2 separate regions of the Homo sapiens genome follow, and region 1 is linked to region 2. Evidence: chromatin loops called from intact Hi-C (ENCODE). Cell type or tissue: endothelial cell of umbilical vein. All regions are shown on one strand. Each heading gives the region's core, and the rest is flanking DNA. Links, peaks and the distances in the headings are about the cores only. Region 1 holds the start of PEX16 (peroxisomal biogenesis factor 16). Region 2 holds the start of LOC124902669 (translation initiation factor IF-2-like).

What was found. Hi-C counts contacts between places; a loop is a spot of excess contacts. Peaks named below come from ENCODE experiments on the same cell type or tissue, not always from the same donor. Only the 100,000 strongest peaks of a DNase experiment are listed, where the experiment ranks them.
Region 1: a loop joins it to region 2, with 10 times the contacts of the local background. A loop is called at or near these places in 3 of 110 quality-filtered maps.

What each region holds. Positions count from the first base shown.
Region 1 is chr11:45,908,975-45,922,481 of GRCh38, forward strand. PEX16 (peroxisomal biogenesis factor 16) reads right to left here and starts at 8,903. Exons shown (of 11, transcript NM_004813.4): 1 at 8,726-8,903; 2 at 8,484-8,519; 3 at 7,253-7,329; 4 at 6,729-6,862; 5 at 6,494-6,594; 6 at 5,630-5,710; 7 at 5,342-5,494; 8 at 5,157-5,229; 9 at 4,845-4,964; 10 at 1,924-1,988; 11 at 689-1,338. The coding sequence starts at 8,837. The coding sequence ends at 1,280. It also overlaps a transcript of LARGE2 not described here. RefSeq lists enhancers at 7,959-8,711, 8,658-8,727. In endothelial cell of umbilical vein, for the core only: no CTCF peak of the experiment used is centred there; DNase peaks (open chromatin) are centred at 9,077 and 9,867; H3K4me3 peaks cover 1,810 bases; H3K27ac peaks cover 1,569 bases.
Region 2 is chr11:46,231,411-46,247,565 of GRCh38, forward strand. It overlaps LOC124902669 (translation initiation factor IF-2-like), which reads left to right and starts at 5,979. Exons shown (of 1, transcript XM_047427965.1): 1 at 5,979-8,319. The coding sequence starts at 6,429. The coding sequence ends at 7,139. RefSeq lists enhancers at 5,844-5,893, 11,016-11,949, 11,950-12,883, silencers at 6,479-6,528, 6,639-6,958, 7,785-7,994, 11,962-12,171 and a cis regulatory region at 11,636-12,518. In endothelial cell of umbilical vein, for the core only: a CTCF peak has its summit at 7,895 (motif pointing right); DNase peaks (open chromatin) are centred at 5,931, 6,491, 7,071 and 7,911; H3K4me3 peaks cover 1,895 bases; H3K27ac peaks cover 2,337 bases.

The DNA.
Region 1 (13,507 bases), core at 4,340-12,339, 320 kb before region 2:
GTTTCAAGCCTGCCTGAGTCAAGGCTTGGCCAATGGAGCCCGATGAAACCCTTCACCTCTGTCACCACTGCAGGTAGGCAGTTGCCATTACCGGGGCACCCCCAAGCTAGACCCCGCTCTGGACATGCCACCTCCTGCCAAGTCCCCAGTGTGGTGCCTGCATCCACATGCCTGTTTCCTCCGTTGGTGAGAGGCGGAGGGCAGGGGACTGTGCTTCACTGCTGGTTTCTGATGGCCAGGCATGTGCCCAGAAACGCCTGTTCCACTAAGCTGGAGGCCATGGGAGCCCAGGCAGCCCCTTCCCCTGCCTGTGGGTGAGGACCTGGGGGGCGCTCCTCAGAGGGCCCTGGGGAAAGCAGTGTGTCTTGGAGGAGCTGAGGCATGGAGGACCAAGGTGTAGATGGAGCCCTCTCTGTGGGTTTGAAACTCTAGCATGAGAGGCTGGCTCTTCACAGGGCCAGTGGCTGAGGACAGGCTAAGTTCAGGGAGAAGACGACCAGCCTGCGGCCCACCCTGTCCAGGCCCTCCCCCATAGCAGCTTGCATGGCTCCAGGTGGACCCGGCCTCTGGAGCCTGCAGGGCAAGCATGGGGAAACCCCAGCTCATACCCCCTGAACTGGCCCCGGCTTCCTCCCCGAGCCTGTCCAGCTCCCACTCCCTCCCCAGTGCTGGCCAGTGCCCGATGTCCTTTTTCTAAGGGAGAAAAGCCTTTTACTCTCAACCGAGGATGCAGGGCTTAAAGTGCCACTTGCGTGGGAGCCAGGCTCACTGTTCACCAGGCTCTGTCACAGGGAGGCTGGCAACGCCATGGCCTGGGGCTGCCAGAGCCACAGGGCCCTGCGGAGAAGGGGCAGACGGAGGGCCCCAGCCAGAAGACACGCTGGGCAGCGTTCAGCCATCACCCGGGTTCAGGCTTCCTGTCCTCACCAGGGGCCAGCGAGAGAGCAGCAGTGTTCGCTCCTATGGCTGCCGAGGCGAGCAGCTTCCCGGGCTCCATGAGGTGAAGTCACCGCTTTCTGTGGGAGAGGAGCCTGGATCCCACTCCTAGTGAAGGCTTCTTGGCCCAGCAGTGACAAGGTGCGGGCTGCAGTGGCATCGTCACAGGAGAGCGCAGTCAAGGGTGTCCTGGGAGGAACGCTGGTGGCGACCAGGGCTGTGTGTGGGGCCTGGCCGGTAGGCACGGAGAGGCCGCACGCTGGGACGCTGCCGGAGTCAGTTTTATTAGGGAAGAGGGGCTCCCTGCCCCACCCCTCCCCACACCCTCCTTCCGGGAGGTCTGTCAGCCCCAACTGTAGAAGTAGATTTTCTGCCAGGTGGGCAAGTAATCCATGAGCGGCCCTGCAGTGGGAGAGGGACACATCAGGGCAGGCCAGACCCCAATCTGCACTGTGGCGCCACATACAGCACCTCACCCCTGCGGCCCAGGAGCCAGCCCAGCTGGCTGTCTTGCCCTGCCCCCAGGAGGCAGCACTGCAGGGGACTCTGGCACCATTTACAAAGACCCTCAGGCCCAGAGAAGCTCAGCCAGGGTAGACACTGAGGGGCCTGAGTCAGGTCCAGTCACCCAACCCAAGCCCAGTGGGCCTCTGCTGAGGGAGGATCTCAGCAGCCCGGTGGACCCCTTCTCTGCCATTGAATCCCCCCAAGATGAGATGGTCCCGTATCGCTCCAGGATACTGTGACCAGAAAAAAGCTGGCAGCTGATGTGGTCCCCCCACCAGTGGACACCCTCCTTCCAGCCATCCCTGGCTCCTCAGGCCACCCTGGCCTATGCCCAGGGGCAGTCCCACCCAATCCTGACTTCCCGACTTCCTCTCCTGACTGTGCCAAGAATCAAATTGCAAGGAGACAGAGGAGTCAGGGAGGTGCTTGCATGCATGCGCCTTCCAGCACTACAGTCATCGCGTCCCCATCCCTGCTTACTTGTGACCAGGCCAACGCCAGGGACGTGGTCGGCCAGCAACTGGAGCAGGAAGAGGATCCTGGCCCTGGGGGAGGCAATAAATGGGGAGCAAGCTGAGTGGGGTGGGGGTGGGTCCCTGCAAACCAGGAGGCCCAGAGGCCTTCACTGACCACCGTGCCGAATGCAGCGCATTCCAGAAAACAAAGGTGACTTTCTTGGGAGCTAGGACAAAGCCCGGTACACAAGGGCAAGACCTCTGGGGTTGGCTCTGGCCTCCACCCTCCACCAGCTCAGCTTCGGGGTGGCCGCTGACCCACAACACCTCCTCCCATTCCTCTTTCCCCTTCCACCGACATCCAACACTGAAGGCCTCTAGAGGGTCGCATGTGGAGCAGCGCCCTGGCAGTATGGTGGAGGGTCCAGGGAGGACAACCCCACCCTGCCCTCGGGAAGCCCCCCAGTCTGGCAGAAGTGCTGGGCTGCATGGAAACCTCACAAGCCACCAATGAGAGTAGTCAGGACCTTGGTAGGGGACACAGTACTGAAGAGGGCACATTTTGGTTCAGGGGAAGGGGCAAGGCCCAAGGCCCTGATTTTTAAGACAGGAGGGTTTTCCACAGGGGAACTCGGGTGAGATGAGGATGCTGATGACAATACATAGCGCTACGTGCTTACTACACCCCACGCACTGCTGTACGCGTTAGTCACTGAACCCCTACAAAGTGGGTACTGTCATCATCCCCATCTTACAGGTGAGGAAATGAGGCACAGGCGCATCAAATAACTTGCCCAAGGCTACACATCTGGAAGGCGGCCTGACTCCTTATATGTCTGTCTGAGCAGCAAGAAAAGAGGAAGCCTGGGGGCCGGGTGTGGTGGCTCATGCCTATAATCCCAGCGCTTTGGGAGGCCAAGGCGGGCAGATCAATTGTGGTCAGGAGTTCGAGACGAGCCTGACCAACATGGAGAAACCCCATCTCTACTAAAAAATACAAAATTAGCCGGGCGTGGTGGCGCGCACCTGTAATCCCAGCTACTTGGGAAGCTGAGGCAGGAGAATTGCTTGAACCCGGGAGGCAGAGGTTGCGGTGAGCCGAGATCACGCCATTGCACTCCAGCCTGGGCAACGTGAGTGAAACTCCGTCCCAAAAAACAAAAGAAAAGAAAAGAAGAAGGCTGGCTGGGTGCAGTGGCTCCACCTATAATCCCAGCACTTTAGGAGGCCAAGGCGGGCCTTTGTTTCCCTAAAGGACAGGGAGCAGGGTCCAGAGAGGTGCCAGGGTGTGGTCCAGAAGGAGCAGCCTTACTCTTTTTTCTGTTTTAAAAAAAAGATGGGTCAGGCCAGGCGCGGTGGCTCACGCCTGTAATCCCAGAACTTTGGGAGGCCGAGGCAGGCGGATCACGAGGTCAGGAGATCGAGACCATCCTGGTTAACACGGTGAAACCCCATCTCTACTAAAAAATCAAAAAAAATTAGCCAGGCATGGTAATGGGCGCCTATAGTCCCAGCTACTCAGGAGTTGAGACAGGAGAATGGCATGAACCCGGGAGGCAGAGCTTGCAGTGAGCCAAGATTGCACCACTACACTCCAGCCTAGGCAGGCAACAGAGCCAGACTCCATCTCAAAAACAAACAAACAAAAAAAGACAGTGTCTCGCTCTGTCACCCAGACTGGAGTGCAGTCGCGCGATCTCGACTCACTGCAACCTCTGCCTCCTGGGTTCAAGCGATTCTCCTGCCTCAGCCTCCTGAATAGCTGGGACTACAGGCGTGTGCCATCACACCTGGCTAATTTTTGTATTTTTAGTAAAGACAGGGTTTCACCATGTTAGCCAGGATGGTCTCTACCTCCCGACCTTGTGATCCGCCCGCCTCGGCCTCCCAAAGTGTTGGGATTACAGGTGTGAGGCATCGTGCCTGGCTAAACTATGCCAGTTTTGTTTTTTTTTTTCTGTTTTGTTTTTTTGAGACAGGGACTTACTCTGTCACCCAGGCTAGAGTGGGATGGAGTGATCATAACTCACTGCAGCCTCAGCCTCCTGGCCTGATCCTCATGCCTCAGCTTCCTGAGTAGCTAGGACTTACAGGCGCACACCACCATGTCTGGCTAATTATTATTATTTTTTTTTTTTTTTTGTAGAATTGGGTTGCCCAGGCTGGTCTCGAACTCCTGGCCTCAAGCCAACCTCCTGCCTTGGCCTCCTAAAGTGCTAGGATTATAGGTGTGAGCCACTGCTGCCCAGCCTATGCCAGTTTTTAAGCTATTATTAGGTCCTAGACAAAGGGGGTCCCGGGAGCCTTGTCTGCCTCACAGTCCCAGCCACTGCACAGGGTTTCCCCCTGTCAGACTGTGGTCTAACCTCAAGCAGTCATAGTGGCAGGCCTGTGGAAGAACTAGTCCCAAGCTGCCCCCTGCTCAACCCAGCAGGCCTCTCTCAGGCTGGGAGCTCTGGACCCTCGCAGGTGACTGAGTGGGGGCTGGGCCAGGCAGGGAAGGCCAGGGGAGATCCTGGGTTTGGGATCTAGCTCTACCACTGGCTAGCTGGGTGTCTTTAAGTTGCCCAACCTCCTTGAACCTCCAGGTCCTCCTCTGAGAAGTGAGGATAAGCCAAACTATTTGGCAGGAAGAAGTGGAAATGAGCTAGAGGCCATGGGCGCCCGCCCTGTCGCCATCCCTGTGGGCCACCTGGCAATGCCCTCAGCCCTGCCCTCAGTGCCTCTCCTGCCAACCAATGTTTAAGTTCCTGCTCAAGTGGCCTGATGGCCCAGAGAGCTCTGCGGGCGGGACTGGGCTGGCATCTGGTGACTGCCACCCGGACAACACACAGTGCTTGGTGAACCCTGGATGAGGCGTGGGGAAGGGAAGGCGCCAGCAGGGACCGGAGCACCAGTGCCCGCTTGCCAGCCCTCTCCCTGGCTCAGGGTGTCCTGGGTGCTTACTCGGAGAAGCGGTCATAGAAAGGAGAGCGCAGCAGGTAGTAGAGCAGCAGGATGGTCCGGCGCCGCAGCTCCCGCCGCTCCCTCCGGGTCAGGCCCTTTCTGTCACTCAGGAGGCTCAGGCTGGGAGGCAGGGAGGACATGGTCAGGGCCAGGGGCATGATCTAGGCCCACGGAAGGGGAGGAGCCATGGGCTGGGTGTCCAGAGGGGCAGCAACAGGAGGAGCAGGGGCCGCTGCCACCCCGCCTATGTGAGGCCAGGATTATAGCAGAAAGCCCAGTGGAGAGTGAAGCCCCAGGCAGGCCCAGGCTCACCTGGTCACGTCCACAACACCAGCCAAGAGCCAGGGTTTCCACGACCTCTGACCCCACAGGCCCAGGCTGAGCACTGACGGCCAAGGCGTCAAGGATGTCTCCAGCACAGGGGCCTTGCTCAGCACACTCCCCACTCAATCCCCAGCCCACAGTGCCAGCCCTATCCTGCCCCGCGCTAAGGATACAGTGCAGCAGCGGCCGGGCAATGTACAAAAACTCTGCGATGGTCTCCTGCAGCCCCAGGGGGGTGGGGGTCGCACTCAGCTCCTCGTGATGCTGCTGCTGCCGTCCCTCCCGCTGCTGGGGAGCTCCCCAGTGCCTGGAGTGCAGGGACGGCGCTAGAACACAAGGGCGGCAGATGAGCGAGCCAGGCCCAGGCTGGGGCAGGGGAAGGTGGCTGCTGACCAAAGCCAGTCCCTCAAGCCCAGGCAGACAGCACCTAGGTGCCCAGGCCAGCCACATCCTCCACTTACTGTTCTGGAGGGTTCGCACCACCCGGTTTGACCGCTTCCCCACGTAGGACTGCTCATGGTTGCCAGGGCTGTGGTCACCATCTAGCAGGGATAGACAGAAGGCCATACAGTCAGAGGGACATGCTTCCAGCGGAGCCTGCAAAGAACGTGTGCAGTGAATGCTCAGGAGCTAAGGGGAGAACAGATGAGCTTGTACTATGGCAACAGCTGAGTCAAGGGAACTACAAGCAGGGTGGCGGCTCAGCACAAGACCCGTCCACAGAGGAAAGCACTCTGCAGCCCTCCCTAGCCTGGGGAAAGCTCAGCATAGCTGTGGCCAGAGCCAGCCTCCCGGAACCCATGGACAGGCAAGGCAGGGAAGGCCCAGCCTGACCACATCTATGGAGACCACAGCACCAGAGGGGCCGTCTCCTCTCAATCCTTTGCCTTCAAAACAATCATGATGAGAGGCAATGAACGGCCCCAACTCAATGTCCAGAGAGTGAGGCCCAGAAGCTGACGGGATGGGCCCAAAGCCCTGAAGGGACAGATGTGGTGCGTGCCCTGCCTCCTGCCTCTAGAGGCTATGGTTCTGGACACAGAACCAGGCTCAGAGTCGAGGTTGGCGGCATCCCATCTGTTCCCTCTTCCTGCAGGCTACAAAAATGAATGACTCTGGCCATGACAAGTACTGGGTTCGTGTTCTGATTTTGTCCCTAGCCGCATCATTGTCTTCTCTGTCGAATACATGGCAATGAGAACACATAGTTGATAGGGACAGGCGTGCTCCATAAACAGATACTACTGTATTCATGCTGGTTGGATCTAAATCCTCAAGTTAGTCCCATGGCCCATTCCGCTCCAGGGCTTGGGGAAGTAGCTCACCCGGGGGCTGTGCCTGGGTCTCTCTGTCCAGTGGAACGATAGGGGGTGAAGTCTGGAGGCCAGCCTTGAACCAGAGCAGCAGGAGCATCCGCAGTACAGCCCTGGGTCGGGGAGTATGTCAGGGTTGTGGGGAGGTGGCTAGCCGGCGGGAGGCCAGGGATGCTCTGCTGAGCACCATCTGTGTAGCTAGCCTGCGTCACCCCCACCCAGGACCCTCTCCACAATCCCAACCTACTTGGCCAGCTGGACGAGGGCGATGACAAGCCAGCGGCCCACTTCACCCCACACCTTGGCAGCTCCCATCTCCATGAACACCTCCACGCACTCCAGCACGCTCAGCCATGTCAGCAGCTTCTGCTGGGACAGCGACTGCAAGAACCCCAGGCCAAGAAGTCAGGGGGCCTGGGACTACAGGGAGTCCCAGGCCCTTCTCCTAGGAGGGAGCTTCTCTGACAAGAGATGTGGACCTTCCCCTTTCCAAGCCTAACTGTGCAGGTGTGAGTTCAAACACCAACTCCACCATTAACAGGCTGGGGGACCTGAAACAGCTGACTCTACCTCTCTTCACCTGAGACAGTCTCTTCATCTAAGATGGGAATACTCACACTTTACAGGTCACCTAATGAGATGGTTTGAGGCTCAGATGGACATAGGCCTGTCTCATACTCCATGAGACATGTGCTGCACGCATGGGCTAGCTGCTACTATTTCATTCCTGAGTCCCCATGCTTCCCACCCTGTTCTTGGCAGAATTCTCACCACAGGCAACTTTTTCCGAAGCTCCTTCCGTAGGATCCCGTCATTGAGCAGCACAAGCAGGTTAGAGGCAGAGTACACTGAGGGGTAGAGAGTGGCCTTGAGAGGCTGGCTCTGCAGCCTCCATCCCTCTCACCTTCTCCCCAGAGCTGCAGGGATCACCTGTCACATGCTCTGCTCAGACACCCACAGACTATGTGGAAACCAACCTTCTTCTCCACCCACTTCCTCAGCACTCCCCTCTCCCCAACATGATCTCACAAGGGTGGCTGGACCAAGAAAGGATGGGTCAATCTCAGTGACAAGCCAGTTACTGCCCTGCTGGATGGCACTGGTCATCCAGCTGCCCACAACTGCCCATCGCTCTCTGAACTGCCACAGATACACGGTCCCACCTCCTGGCCCTTTCTCTCTTGGCAGCCTGTTCCTGAGGGTCTATTCCACCTCCACTTTTCTTTTTTCTGAGTCGGAGTTTCACTCTTGTTGCCCAGGCTGGAGTGCAATGGCACAATCTCGGCTCACTGCAACCTCTGCCTCCCAGGTTCAAGCAATTCTCCTGCCTCAGCCTCTCAAGTAGCTGGGACTACAGGCACCTGCTACCATGCCCAGCTAATTTTTGTATTTTTAGTAGAGATGGGGTTTCACCATGTTGGCCAGGCTGGTCTCGAACTCCTGACCTCACGTGATCCACCTGCCTCTGCCTCCCAAAGTGCTGGGATTACAAGTGTGAGCCACTGCACCTGGCCTCACCTCTGCTTTTCAAAACCCAGTGCATTCTTTCAGGACTGTGACAGCAGTCACTGGGCAAACACTCTTGAGGTAGTTACAATCTGGGAATCCTGGAATCTGGGAGATCTAGACTTGAATCTTGGTTCTGGGACCATCAGTGACTGTTCTCTAACCTCACTGAGCTTCTTCCTTAAATGGACAGTGATGACAATAAGTACCACTTAATATGACTGTAGGGAGGATTAACAAGTAAAGGTAAGAAAGGCACTTAGTCCAGCGCCTGGCCAGTAGTGAATACTCAGATAAGGTCCCCAGACGTGTCTCTTGACTTAGGGACATGGAGGGCCCAGGACAATGAACAACAGACCTTGTGCCGATTCAGTCATAGCACAAGGTGTCTAACGGGCAGCCCAGGTCCTCGGGCTGGGGTGCTCACCCTCTCTGGGGAACTCACCAGGGGCCAGGCAGCCGATCCCCCATCCCCCACCCCCAGAGCCCGGCTCACCCAGCTCTGACAGCTCGTGCGAATCGGCGAATCGACCTGGGGAGAGGGTACAGAAGGAGGTGTGAGTGAGCATCTGCCTCACATTTCGTCTTCGGGTCCCGGAAATCCCCTCCCTACGCCCTTTGGGAACCTGGACGGGTCTTCTCAAGCACAGCGATCACTACCCTGACTCCGCAGGGAAGGGGGCCACTGGGGTCATAGGTCAGGGCCCAGAAGGAACTGATCAAAGGTCAGGGTGGCACCTGCCAGCAGGTAACTGAAGCCCCGCACTGCTGTCTCCAGCTGGGCCGTGGCGGCCGGGTGACGAGTCACGTACTCCTGGTAGCGGAGGCCCAGGAGCCGCAGCTTCTCCATCCTGCCCTCGGCACCGACAGACCCACAGAAGGACCGTACGACAGGCTGCGGCGCCCTGCTTCCTGCGCCCTCCTTCCTGCTTCCGGTCTTAGGCCCGCCTCTTGGTTGCTTAACTTCCGCGGGCCAGAAGGCTGAGGACTTGAAGAACCGGTGAACCACCCTTCACCCCATCTCTTGAACCGCTTCCCACTCGGGTAGCCCTTAGCAACTGAGGGCCCAAACCCGGCCCCCTACTCCCTCAAGTCATTGGTTAGCACGCTCTCCGCCCCTGACCCGCCCAGCGCCGTCAGCACCCAGCTCTTCCGTTTACCGGGTTGGCTGCCCTTGCGCCTGCGCAGTTAAAGCTCCGGTAAAGCCGGGCGGCAGTCAGAGCAGTTCATTCTAGAGAAGGGAGCTGGAGCCCCGAGTCTTTCCAATGGAACGCCGAGAGACTCGAACGGCAGGGCCGGATTTTAAAGGGCTGAGAGATAGCGGGTGCTTGAAAAAAGGAGCCTCGATCAGATTTGGGGAGGTGCGGGGCGTCTAAATACAGTTGCACTGTGTCTCAGCAGGCGCGCGTTCGGCCAGTATCCCCATCTCCGTTTCCTCAACAAAGGTAGTGCTGGGGAAACTGAGGCAGTAAGGAGTCCAGCCCTCTAGTGCCGTCTCGATCCCCTAGACAGCACAGTTAGTGCTCCGGCTTCGGCCTCAGCTCCCGTATGGACTGTGCCCCCCAAAGGGCTCGCGCCTGCATTCCCACATACGCGAAGAAAGCCCTGGCCCGGGCTTCTCTCGGCTCGGTGGCCCTTGGGCGGGAGTATCCCTTCTCTGGGTCTCGGATTTCCCGATCTGTAAAATGGTTTGAGGGCAGACTTGATCCTTGAACTCAGAATCGATCTCAGCTTTCTGGCCCTCGGACGCACCTCGCAGTCCTCAGCTGCGCCCCCAAGGGAAGGGGAGACCCCTGGGGAGTATCTTCCCAAACCAAGCAGCCTCCCTGGAACGGGTGGCACCGGGAGATCTGCGGCGAGTGGTGGAGGGAACGGGCGCTCTGGGGAGGTAGCGCTGATTGGCTGCGGGGAAAGGGGCGTGACATGGGTGGAGCCGTGGGCCAGTGGCCTGAGGGAGCGGGCCAGCGGATTTATGGTACCCTGAGAATAGTAATACATTATTTTACCTAATCCTCTCCACCAGATATCTCCAGATGAAGAAAGCATCCTTTTAAGAACGCCCAGCCAAAATTTGAGTGTTGGTCTTTTCTGACCTCAGAGACTAGGCGGTTTTTTTTAATTCATTTTTTTTAACTTTAATTTTATTTTTAGAGACCAGGTCTAAGCATCACACCTCACCAGGAAACCACAACCTTCCTTCCACTCCCTCACTCCACCCTACTCCACAGCTTAGTTTTCTTCTCTATCAGGTGGGGGATTAAAGCTGCCCTCTTCTCACATCAAAGAACGAAGACCCAGGGAAAGGTGACCAGGGGCCTGAGGAGAGGCAAAGGTCTTGGAGAACAGAGGAGGTGGTCATGGGCATCGTCGACATCATTTCTGGCCACGCTCTGGGTTCCAGGCTTGCTTGCCCTCCTCCCAGCAGCCCCAAGTTGCTATGAACTGTTCACAGATGGGAAATTAGGGCCCAATAAGGAGGGGAAAGGATTTGTCCCACATGGCACAGCAAGGCACTGGCCAAAGAGGCCACAGCGCAGGTCTCCAGTGGCAGTGCCCTCTCTCCTACTGCCCACAGCCCACAAAAGCTGTGACATGTTGAGGCTCCTTGGTCATAAGGCCAGTTAGCAACTGGGATTAGGACCTAGGCTCAGGGCCCTCAAGGTGAGGCTCCTTCTCCCTTCCTCTGCCCCACCTTGTTTTTTGTTTGTTTGTTTGTTTGTTTTTGAGACGGAGTCTCACTGTCGCCCAGGCTGGAGTGCAATGGTGCAATCTCAGCTCACTGCAAACTTTGCCTCCCAGGTTCAAGCAATTCTCCTGCCTCAGCCTCCCGATTAGCTGGGCCTACAGGCGCCCGCCACCACGCCTGACTAATTTTTGTATTTTTAGTAGAGACGAGGTTTCGCCATGTTGGCCAGGCTGGTCTCGAACTTCTGACCTCAGGTGATCCGCTTACCTCAGCCTCCTAAAGTGCTGGGATTATAGGTGTGAGCCACTGAGCCCTGCAGGGCCCTGCTGTGCACCAACACCTTAGTGAACTTGTTCCTCAAACCTCCAGTTTGGCCACTCCTCCAGCCCTCCCTCTGCAGCTGTGGAGAGGGTACAGAGAGAGAATTTGAGGTTCTTCAGCACTCCTTGGGCTGGAGGTCCTGATTCTGAGAGCAAGGTGTGGAGGGGAGAGGGGCAGACTCCCCAGGACAGAATAGGAAGGGGCTTGGGCTGGAACCAGTTTCTTCTCCCTCCCTGCAGAACTGGGAAGGGGAGCATGGGTCTAGCCAGCTTGGCAGCAGCAGGGCTGCCTGAATTTCCTCTCTAGATCCCAGGCCGGATTAGGGCCCAGAGACAAAGAGTTGCGGTGTGTGCAGGAGGCCCCTCCCCTGCTCCCTGGCCCCCTGCCTGGGCTTGGCCGTCTTTGTTGGGCTGGAAGGACCTTTGGGCAGATTGAGCCGTATCCTCTCTCCTTCAGTTTGCCCCAAGTCACAGGGGAAGAGAGGTAGACCAGTCCAACATTTACCTACGAGAGTACCAGAGGCCCAGAGATGGAGCCTCACTCGTCTAATAGGGTCACACAGCAAAGTCCTGGGCAGAGCTGGGTCAAAATGGGTCTTAGGCCAAGAGGAACAGCACCTGTTTATATGCCCATACGTGTCCCTCTTTCTCCCTCCACGCCCCCAGAACAACCCCTTGGGGGCCTAGCAGGTATCTCAGCACTTCAGTTTCCCTGAGTGGTGAGGTTGAGCCAGAAGAAGGGCCAACATTGTGAGTGACTACAGTGAGATCTGCAGACCCAGCTTCCTGCACTGACTCCCCCAGCCCCTTTATTGAAGACTCATCCTGGGCCAGCACCCAACTATGGATCCCATATGGTGTTTGTTTGTTTTTAGAGACAAGGTCTCACTCTGTCACCCAGGCTGGAGTGCAGTGGTGTGATTACAACTCACAGCAGGCTTGACCTCCTGGGTTCAGGTAGTCCTCCTACCTCAGCCTCCCAAGTACTAGGCACATGCCACCACGCCCAGCAATTTTTGTATTTTTTGCAGTCATACAGTTTGGCCGCATTGAGCAGGCTAGTCTCAAATTCCTGGGCTCAAGCAATCCACCTGCCTTGGCCTTCCAAAGTGCTGGGATTACAGGCATAAGCCACTGTTCTGGCCTGGTCTCACATGTTTAACCCCCACAAACCGTCTCTGTTGAGGGTCCTGGAGAGGGAATCACATTTCCCCACCCCAGCTTTAGGCTACAGATGAAGATCAGGGAGGCTGGAGGCTCAAGCTCCAGACGCCTGAGTGGCCAGTGCATGGCCCTTCTCAATTTCTGGGTGCACAAGGAGCCACCATCAGTCTCCATAGCAACCATTATCCCTGCCCTCCAGAGACCCAAAGCCTGACCTTCCCCATCTCCCAGAGAAAGGGGGTCTCAGGTTGGGCTGCTTTCCACAGCTTCTTTTGAGTTTGCCTCACTTTTTGCAGCCAGAAGTTGGGCAAATGACACAGCCTGAGCCCCCTTTCCAGGTCATGGGAGGGGAGATTCTCATTCCAATCCACTTTCAACAGGTATTGAGCACTTGGTATGTGCAGGCCCTGGTTGGGCACTGGGGACTGGACAGACAAGGTTCCAGTCCGGTGAGCAGCTTACATTCTGGGAGGGAGACCTGCAATAAACAAGCAAACAACTTCAACTTTCCATGAGTGCTAGCCAGCCCTGGGAGGCTCCGCTGCCAGAAGGAACGTCAAGGGCAAGTCCTGGGGCGGGAGACCCTTCCGGAGGAGGAGCAAGAAAGCTGCTTCTGCAGCGCAGAGCCTGGGGAACGGAGTGGGGCCGCTTGAGACGGGAGGGGCCGGAGGGTGTTCTTGTCTAACAGGTCACTTAAACTCTCCGGGGGAGAATTAGCCCGCATCATGGGATTAATCGAGGGTGATTAAATCCTTAGCACAGGGCCTGGCACGCTGTGCTGGTTTAGGGTCCAGAGCGCCCCCCACCCATTCCCTGGCCTGCTATGGGGTGCGCGGGGGAGAGGGAGGAAAGACGAGCTCCAGGCCGGTGCGCCCGGGCACAATCACGACGATCTGGACAAGAGTGGGGATCCCCGGCCCTGCCCAGGCAGCCTAGGCCGCCCGCGTCTGGGGCCCCTCGCCAGCTCCCGGGCGGGAGGCGGCCTTCACAAGGGCGCTTTGTCCTGGCGGCGCCGGCAGGGCCCGGCCGGGCCACCTGGACTGAGAGTGGGGGAGTGAGGCGAAGGCTTCAGGTGCTCCGCGGCTCTGGCGCAGGTGTCGGCCGGCTCCGCCCCTGTCCCCAGAGCAGGTGTCCCAGACCCTGCGGCCTGCATTCCGGCCCCCTCCTCCTCCCTCGTGTCGAGCTCCCGCAGTGTCTTTGATCCCGGGCCCGGGGACACTGGCCCCTCCCCTTGGGGAGTGAGGGGAGGAGACGCGGCCCCAGAGCGGGGGCAGGGCAGGGGGTCAGGGCAGGTAGCGGGGCCCGGGCCTTCGCGGGTGGCTGCTCCCGCTCCCCCAGCCCTCCCCTCGT
Region 2 (16,155 bases), core at 3,073-11,072:
AGGCGTGAGCCACTGCGCCCGGCTAGAAAAAAAAAAGCTATATTCTGTATAATTCCAAATATATGACATTGTGGAAAAGACAAAAGTATGAAGACAATAAAAAAATCTGTTATTGGCAGGGAGCGGAAGCACACGCCTGTAATCCCAGCACTTTGGAAGGCCAAGGCGGGCGGATCACGAGGTCAAGAGATGGAGACCATCCTGGCCAACATCGTGAAACCCTGTCTCTACTAAAAATACAAAAATTAGCTGGGCATGGTGGAGCATGCCTGTAGTCCTAGCTACTCGGGAGGCTAAGGCAGGAGAATCACTTGAACCCGGGGGGCAGAGGTTGCAGTGAGCGGAGTGCGCCACTGTACTCCAGCCTGGTGACAGAGCAAGACTCCATCCCCCTCCCAAAAAAAAATCTGTTATTGTCAGGGGTTGCAGTGGGGAGAGAGGGAGGAATAAATAGTTGGAACAGGAGATTTTTAGGACAGTGAAACTATTCTGTATGATACTGTAATGGTAGATACATGCCTTTTATACATTTGTCAAAACCCACAGAATGTACACCACTGAGAAACAGCCTTAATGTAAGCTATGGACTTCTGTTAATCACAATGTATCAGCATTGGTTCATCAATTATAGCAAATGTACCACACTAATAAAAGATGTAAATAATTGAGGAAACTATAGGGGGGAGGGGGAGGTGTACAGGAACTCTCTGTACTTTCTGATCAATTTTCTGTTAACATAAAACTGCTAAAAAAAAAAGGTGGGGGGTGGGGAGCAAGGGGAGGAGGAGCATTAGGAGAAATATCTAATTCACGCTGGGCTTAAAACCTAGATGACGGGTTAATAGGGGCAGCAAACCACCATGGCACACGTATACCTATGTAACAAACCTGCGTATTCTGCACATGCATCCTGGAACTTAAAGAAGATTAAAAACAAAATACAATAAATAAAATAAAATAAATAAAAGTTCCAATAAAGCACATTTTAAAAACAAAAAAAATAAAAATAATAAAGACTACTGATTAAAACCAAAAAAATGGTATTATATATTGGTGGTAGTTGTGTAAATTGCTACAACCTCATTTCATTGGAGCAAAATTTGACAATACCTACCTACCAAAAAAATTTTTTTACAGTGTCACTCTCAGTATACCAAACATTTTAAAGAAACACACTTTTTTTTACCCAGATAAGTCCACTTCTAAGAATTTATCTTTCATATAGACTCACAGGTAGAAACAACGTTTATATAATGATATTCATCAGTTCTGTTGTAATAGCAAAAGATATGAAATAATCTTTTGGTAGACACAGTAATAGCCCCCCAAAAATGTCCATATCCTAATCCCCAGAACCTGTGAATATGCTATGTTACATGGGAAAGGGATTTAAAGTTGCAGATGGAGTTATGGTTGCTAAACAGATGACTTTAAAATAGGGAGATTATCCTGGGTTATCAGGGTAAGCCCAGTGCAATCACAAGGGTTCTTAAAAGTGGAAGAGGGAGAGGCTGGGCGAGGTGGCTCACGCCTATAATCCCAGCACTTTGGGAGGCTGAAGTGGGCAGATCATCTGAGGTCAGGAGTTCAAGACCAGCCTGGCCAACACAGTGAAACCCCATCTCTACTAAAAATACAAAAATTAGCTGGGTGTGGTGGCAGGCACCTGTAATCACAGCCACTTGGGAGGCTGAGGCAGAATTGCTTGAACCTGGGAGATGGAGGTGCAGTGAGCCAAGATCACACCACTGCACTCCAGCCTAGGCAACAGAGTGAGATTCCATCTCAAAAAAAAAAAAAAAAGTGGGAGAGTGAGGTAGAAAAGGAGAGTTGGAGTGATGTGATTGGAGGAAAAACTCAACCTATTGTTGCTGGTTTTGAAGACAGAGGAAGGGGCCACAAGCCAAGGAATGCAGGTGTCCCAGAAGCTGCAAAGCACAGGAAAACAGATTCTCACCTAGAGTCTCCAGGAGGGAACACAGTCCTGCAGATAACTTGATTTTAGCCCAGCAAGTCTCATTTCAGACTTTTGAACTGCGGAACTGTGAGATCATAGATTTATATTGTTTTAAGGCACTGAATTCATGGCAATTTGTTACAGCTGACACAGAAAACTAATAAAAACCTAAATGTCCACCAGTAGAGGACTGGTAAATAAATGCAGTGTAACACCCTGCGGCCTCAAAAAGAATGATGTAGCTTTATATAAATTTACATGGAATTAGTTCCAGGCTACATTAAGTGGGGGTAAAATGCAAACTATAAGAAGAATGTACATAGCATGTTAGCTGTATAAAAAGAGGCACAGTTTAAAACCTACATAGATCCTTTATGTATATCCATAGAATATCTTCGGAAAGATTCACCAGAACCTGGTAACATTTATTGCCACCAGGGGAAGAGAAATGGGTGACAAGGGTTTCCCATGGGAGAGATGTTTGTTTTTCACTGTGTCCCACTTCGTGCTGTTGTGGCTTTTGTTTCTGTTTTTGTTTTATCATGTTCAAGCATTGCTTTAAGAATTTAAAAAAAAAAGACAAAAAAATGTTTAAGGGAGGGAGTTGTGCTCAGTCTTAAATGAGTTTTTAGTGTTTGAATCAGTTTAATAAGTAATGATGGAGCCCCTTCCCTGTGTGGCACACTATCACCTACCTTTTCTCATTTAATCTTCCTTAGCAAACTTGATGGGTCAGTGTTCTTATGATACCCACGGTTGAGGCACTGAGTCACAGAGGGTTAGTGACCAAATTGCACAGCTAGTAAGTTTCACAGTTGGATTTCAAAGCTTGGTCTTCCAGCTCCAGTGTTGTTGCTGGTTCCCACAGCAGTAGGGGTCAGCTTAACCCTAGGACGCTACGACATGGAGTTGTCAAACAGCCATCTCTACTGCTTTTCCTGGCCCTTTTGTAGGTCTCTGAGTTGAGGAGAAGGTCAGCCTCCAGAGGGGCTTTCTGGGTTCAGCCCACCTTCTCCTGTTACATCTCTCAGCAAAGCTCCTTTCGGCCCTTCTGGGGAGAGGCGGCTGCCAGCGGTCACTGCGTTAATTGTTCTCTCTGGTGGGCTCACGTTGCAACAGACCCAGTGCAGCCACCTGCTTTCCTCCCGCGGAGCTGAAACCCTAGAGATGACAGGCCTCTGCCTAGTATTACATCTTGATCAAATAAGACTGCCCTGAGATTTATCATTCCTGCAAATGTCAGGCCGCAGGTGAAGGGGGTGCGTGCACAGAACGAGGACTTCCCTCTTGGGTTTTTCCCCTGCTTGTCGGTAACTTACAAGTCTGGGCGGACAAAATCCACCTTCCTGGGCCTCCCTGTCTGGCAGAATAGAGATCATGTTCCTGCGTGGTAGGGACAGATGTTGCTGGCCCATCTACCTTGGAGGAGCTATGTTTAAATATACTCAAACTGCCTTTCACGTTGAGGGTCACAAAGCATTTTCAAATGACTCATTAGTGAATTTCAATGTCTAGAAAAAGCAAGAATTATTATTTTCATTTTATAAATAGGTCAAAAGTCACACAATCAATGACAGATGTCGGAAACAGAGGTAAGAATTCTGCTTTTGTCTTCGGCTGCAGCCACTAAATCCCACCTCTAGTATCCCCGACAGACCTCCTTTCTGCTCTCCAACTTCTGGCCAAAGACTTGGAATTGGCCTTTATGTGTTTCTACTTAAAGGTTTGAATTCTATGTATGGTTCATATGCCTTTGATATTTCTGGAATTTATAAAAGAAAAGGAGAAGAATGATATTTGATGCTTTTCAGAGATCACGTTGGGACTGAGCCTTATATTGTGGGTCAAATGCCAGTAACGGGGAAAAAAATGGTCACCAGATCTTTAGAAGGTTCACTTTTATTCTCTCTCTGAAAGAATTTTGTCTGTTAAAATTAAGCAGAGTGTATCCTTAGTCACCAAAATGATTGTTGTAGGAATACTGAAAGTCACTGCTTATTGAGCACCAACTATGTGCCAAGCACTGCTCTACTTAACGCATCCACTGTATCGGGTGATTCTCACCAACACCCTAGGAGGTCTTTATCATTCATTGTATAGGTAATATAACTGGGTTCAGAGATAGAAGATGGGATGAGGAGAAAGGTGAGGGAAAGAAGAGAAAGTTCAAAGGAAATTAATTAAAAAGTATTGGGTATATAAAATGTGCCAGATGTGTTGTGTTATAATAGGTGTTGGAGATACAAAGATGAATAAAATATCACTCTCAAGGAGTTGATAGCCTTGTGGGACATTGAGGGTGACAGCTGAAGAGGCAAACATATAATAATAATAATAATAATAATAATAATAATAATAATAATAATGTCAATACAATTCAGTCCAGAAGTATTTATTGAGTTTCTGGTATGTGTTAGACACTGCACTAGTTGCAGTGGATAGTTCCTCTTCTCTTGGTGCTTACCATCTAATAAGAAAGTCAAACATTCATCAAATAATTATACATGTTTAAAATTGCAATTGAGTGCAATAAAAGACACCAGATGGGCCACAGCCTGACAGAGGATTAGTACTCAGAATATATAAAGAACTCCTACTCATAGTAAGAGATAATCTAACAGAAGCACTGTCAAATAAACCAATGAGCAACTTAAAAATGAGGAAATGGCCAACAAACAAATGAAAGTGTGCTCAGTCTCACCTGTTAACAGGGAATTGCAAATTAAAACACTGAAAGGCCATTTCACACCCATCAGCTTGGCAAAAATTTTGAAGTCTGACAATACCAAATGTTGTTGAGGATGCCAAGCATGGGAACTTCCATATATTGCTATCAGACTGTGAATGGTACAACCACTTTGAAAAAACTTTTAGTCATGCTGAGTAAAGCTGCCAGTTCCTCTGCCTTGAATCCAGCAATTCTGCACCCAAGTGGCTACTGGAAGACTTACTTTCACACAAGGGGATGGGTATAAAAAATACTAATCACAATATTGTTTCTAACAGAAAAAAAATTAAAAATAAGTTGAATGTCCTTCAGAAGGACATTGGTAAATAAAGTATGGTGAACTCATATAATGGGACCCAAATAGGAAGTGAAAATTGCATAATCTAGAACTACGTGTATCCATGTGAACACATTTCAAGATTATCCTGCTGGGTGAAAAAAGCAAGTTGCACAATTATATACCCAGTATAATGGTATTTCTTCAGAGTTTAAAAACATACCAAACAATTCTGTAAAGTGCTTACAGGCACAAATATATGTAGCAAAAATACAAAAGTATGCATAGGAATGGTAAAACTCAAAGGCAGAAAGTGATTACCATAGGGGAGGGACAGAAATGAGTTCAGAAGACTAGATCTGTGAGGTTTTATGTCCTTTAAAAAAGATCTGAAGAAAATAGAGCAAATGTTAAGCTTTGACAAAGACGTGGCTAGGGGAGGGGAAGGCACACAGAATAGTGATTAATTATATTATTCGCTATAGTTTTTTGGTATGCTTTAAATTTTTTTGAATTGCACTTTGACCTATTAAAGGCGAATTCCACTGAGTTGGGGGTGGGTGGGTCAGGGAAGGCTTCTCAGACGAATTGAGTCTTACTTAAGATGACAGCTGAAAATTGAGTAGAAGAGGAAGGGCGGCAAGGTGTTTCAGGCAGAGAAGCCTGCGCTAAGAGGCTGGACTGGGAAGGTGAGGTAGGGGCCAGGGACTGAGACCCCCTGTGTGGCCAGAGCAGGGGAAGAAAGGAGCTGATGTTGAGGGGAGGGGAGGCGAAGGGGGTGTGCACAGACCATGCAGGACCCCACAGGCCATCCTGAAGGCTCAAGCCTCTCCCCTAAATATGACAAAATCAGCAGGCGGCCCAGGGACACTTCACTCGGCCAGATAGCGGAACAGGGAGGGCGTTCTTGAAAAGGTGACTCACATCTTGAGTTCTGGAGGATGAGTAAGAGGAAGCCGGTAGGGGGAGGGGGAGAAGGGAGGAAGGGGAAAATTCTCTGGATAGGGCCTAACTGCAGCAAAGACCTGAGGACCTTCAAGAGTGTGGCCCCAGCGGGCTCCAGCCTCCGAGCCTAGCTCGGGAGGCGTGGTGTAGAAAATGGCAGACTAGGGCATCCATGAAGACCGGGCGGCCCCAAGCCGAGAGGCATGGCAAAACAGGGGTTGCAGGTGGCTGTTCTGGCAGAGCGAGGAGGATGGATTTGAAGAAGACAGGCATGCAGGGGAGACCTTTGAGGGGAATGTGTCAACAGCCAAGGGGGGCGGGGCGCCGGGGAGGTCTGGATGAAGTGGGAATGAGGATGGAGTGCAGAGTGCCTGGAGAAGTGTTCAGGAGGGAAGGCGAGGCATCGGGACGAGGGGCTGGGCGGTCGCGCCATCTCTGCGATAGACAATAATCGGGTCAACACGCGGCGAGTGGCGGTGCGCGCGGGGCCAACCGCGTGGAGCTGTCGGGAGGGCGATAGGATGGGCGCGCCCGGGCTGCAGGCGGGGAGCCGGAGGTGGGAGGTGCCTCTTGAGAGTGGCTCTCCACCGCTGACAGCAAACGAGCTGGTCCGGACGGAGGACAGAGGGGGAAGAAACGGAGGGAGTCGCTGGGGGACGGCGACGAGTGGGATCCGGGCGGGTGGGACTGGGCGCAAAGGACCGCGCCGACGCCGCATGGCTGCCGGGAATTCAGCTCCCCCGGCCAGGTTGAGCGGGCCCCGGGGCCCGGAGCGGGCGTCGGCATCTCCGGCCTCCCCGCGGGGCTGCAGGCAGGCGGCGCCCCGAGCGCACCCCGCGCGAGCAGGCGCGGAACAGCGGACCCAGGCCGGGCCTTCCCGCAGCTTTTCTGGCCGCCTCGGAGGGCAGGGTCCCAGCGCGGCCCGAGGCGCCTCTTGCCAGCGGCCCGACCTCCTGCCCTCCCGGCCCCCTCCAGGCTCCCCGCACGTGCAGGCCCGGCGACGTCACTGCGGCTCTGACGCGCTCTTGGAGGCCCGGGCGGAGGCGGCGCGGCGCGGGCTTCCTCCGGGAGGTCCCGGTCCCGGCAGCCCGCGGCCGCGTCCTTGGCCCTCCTCCGGGGGAACCTCGTTCATTCCAAACTCTGGAAGGCCGGCTGTCCTTCGGTTACTGATAAGGACGCGAGCTCTTGGTAAAAGATTTGAACAATGCCCGGAAAGAAATAGCTGGACCTAAGAAACAGACTAATAATAGCTGCCAGCTAGAGCTCCACTCGTGTGCTCAGCGCCTTTAGGAACAATAATAACGACCACAGCCATAGTAGCCACCATTTATTGAGCGCTTACTCTGTGCCAGGTGCTGTGTTAAGCGCTTTGCAGGCAACAACCCTCGGAGGTAAGTACCATTATCATCCCTATTTTGCAGGAAACCCGGGCACAGAGAGGTTAAGTAACTTGCCCCAGGGCACACAGCTAGCTGATGTCAGTGCCAGAATTCCAACCGCGGCTGTCGGACCCCATGCCATCCTCATGTCAACCCACTAAGGACGGGATCCTTCTGTCCATCTTAAAGATGAGGCAACTAAGGCACATGGAAATTTAAGTATAATACCTTGCCCAAGGTCACCTAGCTGGAAAATGGACGAGACAGAAAGCGAACCCAGGGCTCCTTTCTGTACGCAGAACCCGCGGTCTTGGCCATAGGCGATGCCACTTCCGACAGCCCAGCAGGGTCTGGCCCTGGGTCCCAGAGGCGCAGCCCCTGCGGGGTTTGGATGGGTTCCTGCGGCCTCCGATCCGCTGGTGAATTGGGTGTGTCTGAGCATCGTCCCCGCTCAGCCCGCAGGCGTAGGATAGGGAGGCGTCTCCGGGAATCTACTCCGGGACGGGTCCGCGGTCCTCAGTCGGGATGGAGCGGGGGCGGAGGCAGCCGGAGGGAACTGGAGTCCCCATTGCAGAACTGCGGGGCCGGGCTCTGGGCTGGGCGCCTGCCCCGCGCGGCCGGCAGAGGGCGCTGCCGCACACGCCTTGGATCTCACTGTCACTGGGACCTCGGGGCAGGCTGACGTCGGCCTGCAGACGCCTGGACTCAGAACCCCGAAGCAAGAAGCTTCCCTTCCTGGTGGCTGCCATCCCTCAGGCCCACCATTTCAGCCCTGGACCTGCTTTCCCTGACCACTTTTCCCCATCTTCTGTGCTCCTGCCATCCCACCACTGGCCTTCAAGACTTCCCCAGTCCCTGCACAGCGGGTTTTGTCATCTGCTGAGAGGCGCGGACACTGATTCCCATCCCATTAAAAGGCCTAGATGTCTGCAAGTCAAATTCAGCCTTGCTTCCCCTTCTCGCCCTCTGGTGATTTAAAATAGGGATACATCATCTACTTGGAATAAATGACTAATTTTTCTCTTCTCCAAAATACGGTGGGTATGGGGAGGGTTGGTTAAGTAGGCGCACACAGATGAAAGGATCTATTTTCATAATAGCTACCGAGTACAGAGTGCTTCTTTTGCGCTGAGCCCTTTATGTGCTTTGACTCATTAATCCTCACTACAGCCCTAAGAGGTGTGGATGATGATTGCTGTTTGATGGATGAGGTCACAAGGCTGGTAAGTGGCAAAGCTGGGATTCTTCCCAGGAGTGTCTGACTTTAAAGCTATGTTCTCATCACCCAGAATGTACACGCTGAAACAACTGAACAGAAGAGGTAAGATGCAAATCATGAAAAACAAATCAAAATCTACGCTGAGAGTGCATAGAAATACCACATGTCATGGGAGGCTTGACCAGCTTGAGTCCCCAATGTGGGACTCAGATGTTGAACAGAAAAACAAAACCTAAAGGTGCAAGGAGAGAATAAGAATGAGGCTTTTGGCTTTAGCTTGGAAGAGCATCCGGAGAGGCCCACTCACTTTCTATGTCTGGGCTCTGAGAAAATAAAGGTGGTTCTAGGAAAATCTGAAAAGTATGGGAGAAAGAAAAAAAAAATCCCTTTTGTGGTTTTTCCTTTAACCAAGCCTCATTTTGCTATTTGTGTTTTATTTTAAAATTAATGTGGCTCTCCCCACCCTTTAAATTGGCACATAAATAGCAAAAACAGAAGGAAAGCCAGCTACAAACTTAAAATGTGGTGGGTTTCTCAGGAAGGAGGTACATGACTTGAAATGGAAATGAGGATTAAATGAGATGCCTTAAACATTTCAAAAACAGACTTTCCACAAGGAATTTAGATCATAAGCCCTTAGGGCAGAAGCTTTGTCTGGGTCTGGGCTTGGTATAGTGTCTAGAATCTGTGAGTGCCCAATGAATGTGTAAAACAAATCACCCTTTTAGTACATGCTTGCATCATCTGACCATCTGGGCTACCACGTTGCTTATGGTTTTATTTATTATTATTATTATTATTTATTTTTTGAGACGGAGTCTCACTCTTGTAGCCCAGGCTGGAGTGTAATGGCACAATCTTAACTCACTGCAACCTCTGCCTCCTGGGTTCAAGTGATTCTCCTGCCTCAGCCTCTCGAATAGGTGGGATTACAGGCACCTGCCACCACACCCGGCTAATTTTTGTATTTCTAGAAAAGATGGGGTTTCACCATGTTGGCCAGTCTGGTCTCGAACTCCTGACCTCAGGTGATCCGCCCACGTCAGCTTCCCAAAGTGCTGGGATTACAGGCATCAGCCACCACGCCCGGCCTGCTTATGGTTTTGAAGTGTTGCTTCTGGGGTGATATTCCTGTCCTCTAGATCTCAGTCACTCCTCAGACCCCTCCCTTTTCCAGAAATTTGCTCTGGAAATTCAATCAAGGTGAGGCAATAGGTGATGATGTCACTAGGCTTGGTGAAGTAGAATGACTGCTCAGCTCTGGAACCACCAACTGGAGGTTTTTCCAAACGAGGAAAACAAAGTCATGGGACTTGTCACTTAATAGTTCTGACTGTATTGCCCTGTGCCTTTAAACTGGAAGAATTCCCCCTCTTCACCCAATACCCTGGCCATCCCAGGTGGCCTCCTGCAAAATTATTGGACTTCTTTGCCCTTTCCTCAGTCTGCTTCTTCTTCCCTCCTTCTTTCAGTACCTTCACTCCACAGACATGTATTGAGAGCCCATTATATGTAGGTGCTGGGAGGACAGCAGAGAACCTAGCATGAGCTCATGGGCTCACCTTCTCCTGTTCCCACCTCCACCTGGCTCCTTTCTTCATGGCTCCAACTTTCAGGTTTGGCTCCACCATAGTAACTGACTTGCTTCTCCATGTGGGAACAACTACTCAGACACTTTTTTTTTTTTTTTTTTTTGAAACGGAATTTCACTCTTGTTGCCCAGGCTGGAGTGCAGTGGCACCATCTCAGCTCACCGCAACCTCAGCCTCCTGGGTTCAAGGGATTCTCCTGCCTCAGCCTCCCGAGTAGCTGGGATTACAGGCATGCACCACCACACCCGGCTAATTTTGCATTTTTAGTAGAGACAGGGTTTCTTCATTTTGGTCAGGCTGGTCTCGAACTCCCGACCTTAGATGATCCGCCCACCTCCCAAGTGCTGGGATTACAGGCATGAGCCACCATGCCTGACCAGACACATCTGACATTCTATCAGCTCCGGGCAGCTTCCTGAGACCATACCTGCTGACTTTAGAACCCCACCTTGGGGGTACCCATTTGGCAGGTTTGGATCCTGATGGACCTTCAGGAGCAGAACTTGGGAATGTTCTAGCTCCAGGACCTGCCAATGCCGTCCCATCCTTTCCTAGTTGGCTTTCCTTCCATTCATAAGAACACTGTGACAACTGAAATAATTCAGGTCATATTTATGAAACATCTATTACAATGAGAATCCCATAGTGACATAATACTCCACTGTTCACAGGAAAATGCTAGCTAAAACAAACAACAGTGACTGTCTGGCAAGGGACGCATCGAATAATGCTTATGAGTCTTTTGGGTCTTTTTTTTTTTAATCTTGGGATCGAGTGATTGATAATAATGAAGGGGAAGGAAGACATTAGGCCTGTTTTAGTTCTCAGAATTATTCACAGGGAATAGACTTTCACCATCAACACCCTAAAGATGCAGAATGCTCAAGGTAAATTGCCAGTTTTTGTCTTTCTGGAAAATCCATTAATACTGAATGATCTTGGTCTTGACCCATTCCAAAAAAAAAAAAAAAAAAGAGGATTGAGCCATGGGATTCAGATTATGTCCTTGAAAATCCCTTTAAAAACTAGATTCCAAATCAGTGCTCTCATTCTTCTTGAATATCCCACCCACCAGCTTAGCTTGTCCTATCCCTTCTAGATACAGCATTATTTTCTCTCTTTGAGGAAGAATGGCCCAGAGGCCGGAAGAGTGAGGGAACGTAAGAACGACTTTTCCACTGACCTGAGTTGCTAAAGCCATTTGGACCCAGAGAACTCATTGTATATGTGTGCTGCTCAATATATATGTGTGCATGAATTTGTGGTTGTGCATTTTCTGGCTAATATCCAAAGTCTTCATAACAAGGGGCCTGAGATACGACAAAAGGAAGACCTATGTGTCAAGGACGTGTGTCCACCCACCAAGAAGTTCTGGATGCCCAAAGGGGCTCCTAGCTCAGGGTCTGTGTGTCCAGCTGCTGGGGTAAAGAGATTTGGAAACCACTGAACATTTCTGCTGGGATCCTTCCAAACCCTTTTGGGAACCGGCAATAGCACTTGTCAGGGGAAATTAGTTCTGCACTTTCACAGAGTGAGAAATTCCTCAGGGGGCATTCTTGTACTTGGGAAGAGAAATCGAACCCAGCTGATTCCTTCAGGGCCCTTGCCATTAATAAAGCAGACGAAGTCCAGTTCAGTTAGTCCCGCCTGGGTCAGGGCGTGGAGTGAGGACAGGAGCAATGGCGTTCAGGGAATTTCACCTGTGGCTATGGCCCTCCTCTGATGGGTGCAAGCTTGATATTTTAGGGGATCGCGTTACCGGCATGTAAACACCGTGAGTGACAGCCAAAGCTCCCAGGCGACCACAGAGGATCTCAAACCCTTCCTATCTTCCTAGAAACCCTGGCAGCCCGACCGGCTGCTTGCTGTCTGATGCAACAGTTTGCAACGCTGTTCTGGGAGTTGAGTCCTGCTGCGGGGCGCCGGGAACCGGGCCGACGCGCATGCGCGGGCTGCGGCCCCGCCCCAAAGGGCGGAGGGGGAGCTTTTCACCAGATGTGCGGGGGGCGGGGCCGGTCGGCCAGGGAGACCTCTGGCAGCTCGCGCCTGCGATCTGAGCTTAATTAAACTTCTCCCGAGGCATTGGCTGACTGATTGACCCAGTGATCCAAAAAAATCAGAGAGGCCCAAATCTCCCCAAACGCACCGGCAGAGCGAAGTTGGGAAGTTGGCTTCGGTTTCCAGACTTGGGCCTTTGGATTCGGCGTCCCTCTCCTGCGCCCCCGATCCGCAGCACTGTCCAGGATCCACAGCTCGGAAGCACAGTCAAGCCTCGCGGGTCTGGGCCCTCACACCACACACTTTCTTAAGAAGGGAGGCATTGTGGCTACGGGGCGGAAAGGAGGCAAGATTTTGATACCTCCTTTGTCAGTATCTCCTCTGCCTCGCTCATCTGTTTTAGGTTTTATGAGCAGGAGACGTCACCGATTATTTTCCAAAATTTTCAGCTGTTCGGATATTGCCTTCACGGTTTGCTTCCATGTCCACATTCCACCACTATTATATATTTTAATAGACTTTTATTTTATTAACTTTTTCTTTAACTTTAAACCGTTTCCCTTTTTTAGATAGCTTTGCCCTAAGCAATAACATTAGCAAAGCTACAGGCTGAAAATAAATTCAAAACTATTAAAATAAAAAATATATATATGGGCTGGTCCGAGTGCAGTGGTGTTTGCAACTAACTGATCACATTCAGTTACAGATTTCTTTCTTTTCTTTTTTCTTTTCTTCTCCACTCACACTGCTTCACTTGACCAGCCATATATATATATATATATATATATATGCTAAATTGTCTCGTCTACCACATTTGGTGAAAAACTCTGGTAATTGCTGGACACAATGGCTCATGTTTGTAATCCCAGCACTTTGGGAGGTCAGCCAGCCTGGGCAACATGGTAAAACCCATCTCTACTAAAAACACAAAAATTAGCTGGGCATAGTGGCGCGTGCCTGTAGTCCCAACTACCGGGGAGGCGAGGTGGGAGGATTGCTTGAGCCCGGGAGGTTGAGGCTGCAGTGAGTTATGATGGTGCCACTGCACTCCAGCCTGGGTGACAGTGAGACCCTGTCTCAAAAACAAACAAAAACTCTGGAGGTAATACTACCTAACATATTGAGTGATTGTCAATGTCTCAGGCATTATTCTAAGCACTTTACATGTTCTTACTCCTTATGACACCACAGAAGGTGGATGTTGTTTACATTTTAAAGGAGAAAAATGAGGCACAGAGAGGTTAAGTAACTTGCCTAAGATCACAGAGCCAGGATGCAAACTCCACTAGCCTGTCTCCAGAGCCTACATGGCTGCCCTATCCAAGGAGGACCCACAGTTTCTCCAAATCTTACCCCTCTTTCAAGGCCAAGATCAAATGTCAGGGCCTGGATGAAGGCTACCTGGGAGATGGGCACACAGGGTACTGGCATAGGGGAGCATGAGAATCCAGTCAGCCAGGGTTCAGGTACTGGTTTTGCTGTTACTAATTTTATGATCTGAAGCTTTTAGTTTCTTCATCTGTAAAATAAGCAGAATCATTATTTATTTATTTATTTATTTATTTATTTATTTATTTATTTATTTATTTTTGAGATGGAGTCTCGCTCTGTCACCCAGGCTGGAATGCAGTGGCACGATCTCGGCTCACTGCAAGCTCCACCTCCCGGGTTCATGCCATTCTTCTGCCTCAGCCTCCCAAGTAGCTGGGACTACAGGCACCCACCACCACGCCTGGCTAATTTTTTGTATTTTTAGTAGAGACAGGGTTTCACCATGTTAGCCAGGATGGCCTCGATCTCCTGACCTCGTGATCCACCCGCCTTGGCCTCCCAAAGTGCTGGGATTACAGGTGTGAGCTACCATGCCCAGCCCAGAATCAATTTCTTCATACACCCTTGATCCAACCAACTCAGGACATCTGTCCCAGTTTAGAGTTCTCTTCTTCCTTCTAAGGCTCGGTTTGGGCCCCTCCCATGTGCTCTCCTGGCACTTGATACTTACCGGGATGTTAGCACTGAATAGCACCGTACTGTAAATACTTGCTTCCCTCACTAGACCAGAAGCTCCTTGAGCACAGAGTCTTGCCTTGGTCAGTGCTGTATCTCCAGTACCCAGCCCAGTGCCTGGCACATGGTGGCCACCCGTTAAAATAGTATTGAATGAATGAACAAAGTGGGCCCTGAATAGAGGAAGGCCTTTTCTTTCCCCTCCAGATTGATGGAGCCATCCACATGGAAGGCTGAAGGACCCTCTAGCCTTCTAAGGACTCCTTCCGAGGGCACATTCTGTAACAGTGGGCAGCACTGGCATCACTACCCAAAGAGGTCAATGGGCTGACCCTGAGAGGTCTCCACAGGGCAAGTTGAGTTAGTGACACAGAACAGGCAGAAATGCCAACAAGCGTTAAGGAACTGCATTCAAGAATCTCTCTCAGCACTCATGAACTACTGGTTACTTAGTGCTAAGTGCAAGGGCCTACGTTTTGCAAACTTCAGTTCATTCTCACGACAGTCATAGAAGGTAGGTCAATCAGCCTTTAAATTTTTTAAAAAAATTTTTTAAAGCACCTTTTTTTTAAAAGCACCTTTGGAATCCAAAGGGTGCTTCCAGGCATTTCTTTCCACACTCCCTAGATCCCCCTCCTCCCCTTTACCTGGATGGGACAAAGTTTCTCATTTCCCATGTTTCATTTTCTTCTTTTTTTATTTTTTATTATTGTTTTATTTCTGTAGGTTATTGGGGAACAGGTGGTGTTTGGTTACATCAGTAAGTTCTTTAGTGGTGATCTGTGAGATTCTGTTGCACCCATCAGCCAAGCAGTACACACTGCACTCAATTTGTAGTCTTTTATCCCTCACCCCCTTCCCACCCTTTCCCCTGAGTCCCCAAAGTCCATTGTGTCATTCTTATGCCTTTGCATCCTCATAGCTTAACTCCCACTTATGAGTGAGAACATACAATGTTTGGTTTTCCATTCCTGAGTTACTTCACTTAGAATAATATCATTTTCTTCTCTAAAGTAACCCATAAATCTCTGATGTCCGTGACAATCCCTATTTTGAACATCCTATCTACTGTCCTCCATTGACCATGGAAACACTTAGAAATTCCCCTTATCCACATTAAAACTACATTTCCCAGACTGCCATTCTCATCTGGAAAGAGAACAAAAAGCCTATGTCAGACCATGTGTCTTCTATTTTGGGGTTGGAAAATCTGGTCACTAACTTGGATAAAGATTGGTATGCCCATAGACTAATTCTTCTGGCCCCAGGCAGACATGAATTTCCCAGGCCTCAAAGATTGGGGGTGGGGATGGGTTATTACAGCAAACAAAACCTTCAATTAGAGGCAGAAATAAAGACTTGGTGTAAGACTTTTAGAAAATTGATGACCCCTGCCCATCTATTTTCTTTCTGCAACAGCCCTTACCACCACCACCTCTTCCCTCTCTCCATTTCCTTTCCTTTCCCCTTCTTCCAGATTCTTCTCTTAATTGTACCATCGTGCCACTCCCTTGTCCCCACCCCCACCCCCTTGCCCACACCCATTCTTTAACTGTTTAGTATAAAATCCAGCCCACCAGACTGAGGTTTTCTTCGACCCAAATGTTATTTTCAGAAGGAGCCATTGAGGTTGGGGAGTAATTGCAGTGTTGGACCTCTGCAAGCCAAGCTGAAAATAATCAGCGAGGCAGATGGGGCGGGAAGAGAGTGTGGTGCCCTTCCACCAAAGAGCGAGAGAAACCCAACAGAATGAGTCAGAGAGACGAGTGCCAGGCTGGGCCGGCTGGGCTTACGGCTGGGAGTTCAGTTAAGGGGAAACTGCCCAAGGTGTTGGGGCCTCTGACTGAGGCCTGATCCAAGATGGTTCCTGGCTGCACATCACAAGTCCATATTTCTTGTGACAGCCGCTAAGCTTCTCTTGCTCTTACTTGGTTGGGCCATAGGAGCCAGTAGGCCAAATTGGAACTCAGCCGTGCCAGTTGGCTCGCCCATCTCTGCAGCGTTTCTCCACTTTGGCACTATTGACAGTCTAGGCTGGATGATTCTTTGTTGT